Regions from separate parts of the Homo sapiens genome. Here region 1 is linked to region 2. A link is a contact called in ENCODE Hi-C or POLR2A ChIA-PET data. All regions are on one chromosome and are shown on one strand. Each heading gives the region's core, a stretch centred on a gene start or an enhancer-like site at or near the end of the contact. The rest is flanking DNA. Distances are from core to core; before and after follow the strand shown.

What was found. A loop is a pair of places that touch in the nucleus more often than their neighbours do. ChIA-PET counts read pairs that join two places held with the same protein, here RNA polymerase II (POLR2A). Pooled maps may share reads with other maps.
Region 1: a pooled map shows a loop between it and region 2 (3-fold over the local background). The contact joins two enhancer-like sites. A Hi-C loop is called at or near these places in 1 of 37 single-sample maps with no recorded cell type and 1 of 50 pooled maps. POLR2A ChIA-PET finds 5 or more read pairs at or near these places in 1 of 52 experiments (MCF 10A).

The regions. Positions count from the first base shown.
Region 1 is chr6:128,490,413-128,493,402 of GRCh38, reverse strand. The region is part of intron 1 of PTPRK (protein tyrosine phosphatase receptor type K); the gene reads left to right. Among named protein-coding and RNA genes, the nearest start is that of PTPRK, 29 kb to the left of the region's middle. Within about 2 kb of position 1,667, at least 15 of the 41 ENCODE cell types and tissues checked have a DNase peak (open chromatin) inside an H3K27ac peak, as active enhancers do.
Region 2 is chr6:127,949,446-127,952,447 of GRCh38, reverse strand. No RefSeq gene overlaps it. Among named protein-coding and RNA genes, the nearest start is that of THEMIS, 50 kb to the right of the region's middle. Within about 2 kb of position 1,512, at least 3 of the 41 ENCODE cell types and tissues checked have a DNase peak (open chromatin) inside an H3K27ac peak, as active enhancers do.

The DNA of each region.
Region 1 (2,990 bases), core at 418-2,917, 540 kb before region 2:
TTTTAGTAGAGACAGGGTTTCACTGTGTTAGCCAGGATGGTCTTGATCTCCTGACCTCGTGATCAGCCCACCTTGGCCTCCCAAAGTGCTGGGATTGCAGGCGTGAGCCACCGCGCCCAGCCAGTTAGCGGGGGGTACATTGACTGGGCTTGAGATGTTCGTATGTAATAAATTTTTAAAAATTGCAGTTTTAATTTCCAGTTTTTAGTGAATTTTGGTCAATAGAATTTGCTCTTAGGAAAAAGTAAAGGAGGTGAATGCTGGCTTTCTTTTGCAATAGAAACAGCCAACTCACTCATTCATTTAACATATATTGTTGAGTGCCTACCATGTGCCAGATATTGTTAGAGAGCAATAAAAACACATATTCCGGCTTCTAAAATACTTACATTTTGGTGGCACATGGGACACCACACTCTGGATTGGGGGAAAATTTGGGGTATGGGTTGCCACAAAAATGAGCAAACATCAGTGTCTCCTGCCCTTTCCAAAAAGCACAAGGGGGCTATCCAAGAGAAGGGAGAAAGCAGGTCTAGGCTTGGAAAGGATAGGTGGAAAGTGTGGCACTAGCAAGGGGTTTTTGGAAGGCAAGGGTTTCCATATGCAAAGATTGGGAGATGGAGTATTTCAGCTGAAGAGAAAACTTAAGACTATTTTCAGGCCAAACAGTCCAACTTGAAGAGTGGGTTATATTCAATAGAGTAGTAGGAGATGAATTAGATACTGAGCATGAAAATAACAGCTATGAACTTGTCCTCATGCCAGGTGCTGCGGCAAGTGTATTTACTTATTAAATACTTCAAAATCCCGTAAAATAAATATTATTGTGTCTCCATGTTACAGCTTCTCTTGGGGCCATATGAGTAATAAAAGACAAATAAGTTTCAAGCTCAGGTCTGTCTGATATAGAAATACTTGATCTCAACCACCATAATATATTGGAATTTTCATTTTTGGATAGTTAGGCTACAAGGTTCTCTTGAAAATTTTGAGTAGGCAGTTGCTTAAATATGTACAATGTAACAGTATGATATATCCCATAATAGTGTTAGATTTGGGGTATTCTGGGAACATGCTGAAGAGGCAAACTACTCAGTTGGGGGTGGATGGATGGAATTTGCCTAGGAGGGGATATCAGCATTGAGACCAAAGACATAGAGCAGTTATCAGAGCCAATGAGGAGGGTTTTCTTGATAGAGAAGGCAGCATGTGAAGGGCCCAGAAGTACGGTACTAGGAACTGCTACTGGTATCTTTGAAGATTCTGTAATAGAGATGAATGTGGCAATTTGTTGGGACTAGATCATGAAACCCTTGGGTGTTATGCAAGGGAATGATGACTTTATCTTGGAGGCAACCTGATGATATGGAAGAGTTTTAGGCAGATAGGCAGGGGAGTGATAGGATCAGACTTCCACAATTAGAAGATTATGTTAAATTCATTTAAACAAATGTGAACAGTAGTGAATCAATTCCCAGGGGAAGTTTCATTGCCAAGTATTCTTCCTGCCGTGAAGATTAGCCTGTTAGTTACCAAGCCGCTTTCGTTTTCAGTGTCTGTGCTTGTGGTCGGTAACTTTTGCTGCTGTTGTTCTGCTGCTGTCTGCCATTCCATTCGCCATCTATCACGCACACAGAACCCTGGCCAGGATCATGAAGGGCGATTGAAAAGGTAACAAGAGAAAAAAAATGATAGATTAATGTAAGCCTGATGTTTGTTTTAGTGGCAGATTTTGGTGTTCACATGAGTGCCTGAGCCTGTCTAAATTAATCTCATATTCTCACCACAGTCTTCTAGCTTGAGAATTGACTGCAGGTAAAAATAATTGGAAATTATTGGTGTAGCCGAAACTGCATTACAGCTGCCAAGTGTGGATACACCGGAGCCAGGCTGCTTTTGTCTGCTTCCTCATAAACATTCTTTCCGCATTCTTTATCAGCACATAATCCTGAGACACAAAAAGCCTTTGTGTCCCACTGGGAATGTGAGAAAATCAAAGCTATCTATTGGTTTTGCTCCTGTTAGGAACCACTAACATTTCTATATTAACCACCCATGTTTTGAATTGAGATAGATGTTATCAGCAAGATGTGTCCTCCATTTATCCCCAAAGATATCACTGTCCCAATACAAGAAATCTTAAAGACAGACTGCAAATGTCTGTTTTCATCCACTTGATGCTGTGATTTGTGGATACTTGTTAGACATGTGAATTTAATGGGGCTTAGCCTAATAGTAAGCATTTATATAGAACTTCCCATGAGCCAGGCACTTGTATAGTAATACATCTAATCATCACCACAGTCATGTGAGGTAGCTATTATTGTTTTATACTGTTTGTTATGCACTGAATTGTATTCCCCAAAATTCATATGTTGAAGCCCTAACCCCCAATGTGATTGTATTTGGAGGTAGGGACTTTAAAGAGGTCATTAAGGTTAAATGATGTCATAAGAGTGGGCCCTAATCTACTATGACTGATGTCCTTATAAAAAGAGGAAGAGACTCCAAGAATGTGTGTTCACAGAAATGAAGACAGAAGACCAGAAGGTGGCTATCCAGAAATCAAGGAGAGTCCTCAGGAGAAACCAGCCTTATTGGTATCTTGATCTTGGACTTTCAGCCTCTGGAACTATGAGAAAATTAATTAATTATTTAAGCCTTCAAGTCTGTGGTATTTTGCTATGTTGGCCCTAGTATACTAATACATACACATTTTGCTGTGTGGGAAAATGAAGGCACAGAGAGGTTGAGCGACTGCCCCAAGGTCACATGGCTAGAAAATGACAGAATTAGGATTTACACATGGGGAGTGTGATTGTGGAATCAATGCTGTTAATCACCATGCTGTACTGCTTCTCATGAAGACAGAACTTCCCAGTATTGGGGCCTGGGCGGTATGACCATATTCTGCCTCTGGCATCTTTCCTCCCCTTATTTTCTGTACCCAGCCCTCTGCGTTCTAGTGTATAATACTCATGGACTGTTCA
Region 2 (3,002 bases), core at 263-2,762:
TGCTCAAACAATCCTCCCACCTCAGCCTCCTGAGTAGCTGGGACCACAGGTGCAGGCCACCATGCCCCACTAATTTTTTGTATTATTTGTAGAGATGGGGTTTCGCTGTGTTGCCCAGGTTGGTCTCACACTCCTGGGTTCAAGCGATCCACCTGCCTCGGCCTCCTAAAGTGCTAGGATTACAGATGTGAGTCACCATGCTTGTCATAAAGTGCCTATTTCTGATTTTCTACCCAAACCTTGACTAAGTTAATAAGAAAAGCACTAAATAAGAAATACAGGGTAACTAGAACATAGCTACAGCTATAAGCAGAATTATGGGTTCTGTGAGAGCACGTAATGGAATTCTTACCTATTCTGGGAAATAGGGTAAAGTTTCCCTGAGGAAGTGAAAACTGATATTAGATCTGAAAGAATATGAGGAAGCTCTTGCAAAAGACTAGAGCTTCCAGGACAGAGGCAATGTAAGAAGTATGAGGAAAGGTATCCAAATAACCCTTTGGCAGGAAGAACGTCGGTGCTACAAAGAGAAAAATGTGAATGGGACTGAAACTCAGAAAGCAATGTGCCAGAGAAAGCTGGAGTTGGACAGAGAAGCTGTCCCATACAGGACCTTCCAAGCTGTGGGAGGGATTATGGTCTTTCTCCCATAAGCGATTGGGGGCCCACCACTCTGTTTTTCTCTCTGTTGGTCATACAAAACTTCATCACAGATGTTATAAGAGATGGGGCTTGACTAATAGGTGGAAGAGCCATGAGAGAGGAGAGTACTACAAAAAATGGACGAGATATAAATTGTATACCAATCAGTTTAGCAGGATCAGAGTGGAGATTCATTTAAAGACAAAGCACAAAGGACCTAACATTGACAGGAGTTTGGACTTTATTTTGTTAATGAAAAGTTATCCAGGCAACCAAAAAGGACACTTTTCTGGAGACTTTTTTCTGTGGTAGAACTTAAACTGAAACATCAAACTTGAATTAAGACTGAGAAATACTGTTGGTGTTTGTTAATGATTGTGTTTTGTGGTTCTTGAAGTGAGACAAAGGCTTAAAAGTACAGGAAATTGGTGGCTTTGGTAAAGTAAAAACTGAATTGTTTCATATTAAAAGAGGCCATTGCAAGGTTTGTCTTTATGCTATTGCTGTAGCAATAGAGGAACTAGATCATGGCACTTTTGAAGAGTAGATGAGAAAATGCCAGGTCTCCTCAGCTGTGCCTGCAGGTACCCAGGTCTGGCAATCTTAGGAAAAAGGCAAAGGAAAGAGGGTTCAGTGGAATTTGACACCAGGCCTTCAGGAGACATGAAAGAATCATTTAAACATGAGTTTAAAAGTACTATTTATTGTCCGAGAAAGAATAACATCACGTATACATTTATAATGGCTAGGTAAGAAAAAAAGGAAGTATTATTCTAGCAGAGTTGGCAAATGTTGCAGGTTAGCTTCCCCAAAAAGAGACCCGGAAATGGAGATTAGCATGCAGGCAGTGTGTTGGGTAGTGTTCCTGAGAACTACACACATGCCAGTTGAGGGAAGCAGGATTGAGCAGAAGGAGTTTAACCACCAGGCAGTTCTAACAAGTCTCGGGTGCCTCTTCAGGGTTGCCTCCATTGAGGCAGAGGCCAGGCCTTTGTATCGCTCCATGAACCGGTCATTGGCTGCAGCCTACCCAGAGGCAAAGGACAGAACCTTAAATGAGGAAGCTTCCACCAACCATGGGTGATATCTGGAGGGGCATTCAGCTAAGTGCTGTCAGTAGTCAACAATTCTGGCAGCTGGATGATGGGTGCATGGCCTTAAAGAAAGTTGTGTGTCTAACGCTATAGCGTTCACTACAGTTCACTCCTGTGTGTCTCTGGATCTTTTACTTCATATAATGTAGTGAATTCACCCTGTCTGGAGGCAGCTCCTACAAGATTATGGTTGGTCTCTACCACCAGGGAAACATACAAGAGGAAGATTAACAGTACAAACTACAAACTCCGGTGCTGTGGCTAATTTCAAGGATATTTATCATTTTAAGTTTGCTTCACCCTTAACTAGCTCCTCTGCTTGTCTTGATGGCTCACGTGGTTGAGTGATGCAGACCTTCGTCCAAGAGGAGTGAGAGCTCCTAATCCCCATGTATTTCTCAAGCACAGCTGCTATACTTGACTATTACCTGTTAATAGTGGACACCAACAGATACGCCAGTGCATCACTTTGATGCCAAATGAATCCTTCCCTGCCCACATTGTATACCATCAGCCTTGTCTCCCCCTGAAGATCAGGATCAATTATACCTGCAAGGATGTTGACATTGTTCTTTTCCCACCAAGCTCTAGGTATAAAGAGACTAAGGTAACCAGAGGTCAACTTTGACTTAATGTTTAATGGGACTCTCACTTTGTCCTTTGGTGGGAGGGAGTGTTCCTAAATCTCTAAAGCTAAAAGAGCCTAGAGTTAAAGGTACAGAATACAAACTTCCAAGTAAGTCACTCAGCTTGATGATCATTGAGGCCACTCTTACTTTCACCCCTTGGTTCCTGTTGCAATGTATTTACATATGGGGAGCACAACACAATATAATGAATATCAATGTGTTAAGTGTCTCATCATGAAAGATAGTGCCCTATTATCCAAGTTGGTGCCTCATCTTTACATCCAAACTGGTGCTGCATCTGTACTTTTAATAAGCTACTCTATCACTCCATCATCTGATGGTTTCTGGGTAGTATAGAAAGTAAGAGGACAAGTGAATCCCGTGACCATGAGCTTGCTGATGAACTTCCTTTGCTTTAAAATAGTTCCTTTGGTTTTATTTACTGTTACATGGGATCTGTATTGGTGGATCAAAACTCTATAAACCTTTGGAGAATGGTACTGGTTAAAGCCCTTCAAGCAGAAAAGGTAACCCATACCCAGAATAACTGTTGATTCCAATCAACATAAATCACTGGTTATTCTAGCATAGATGAAATCCAATGTACTGAACTTGCAACCACCTGTCAGTGGCTGTC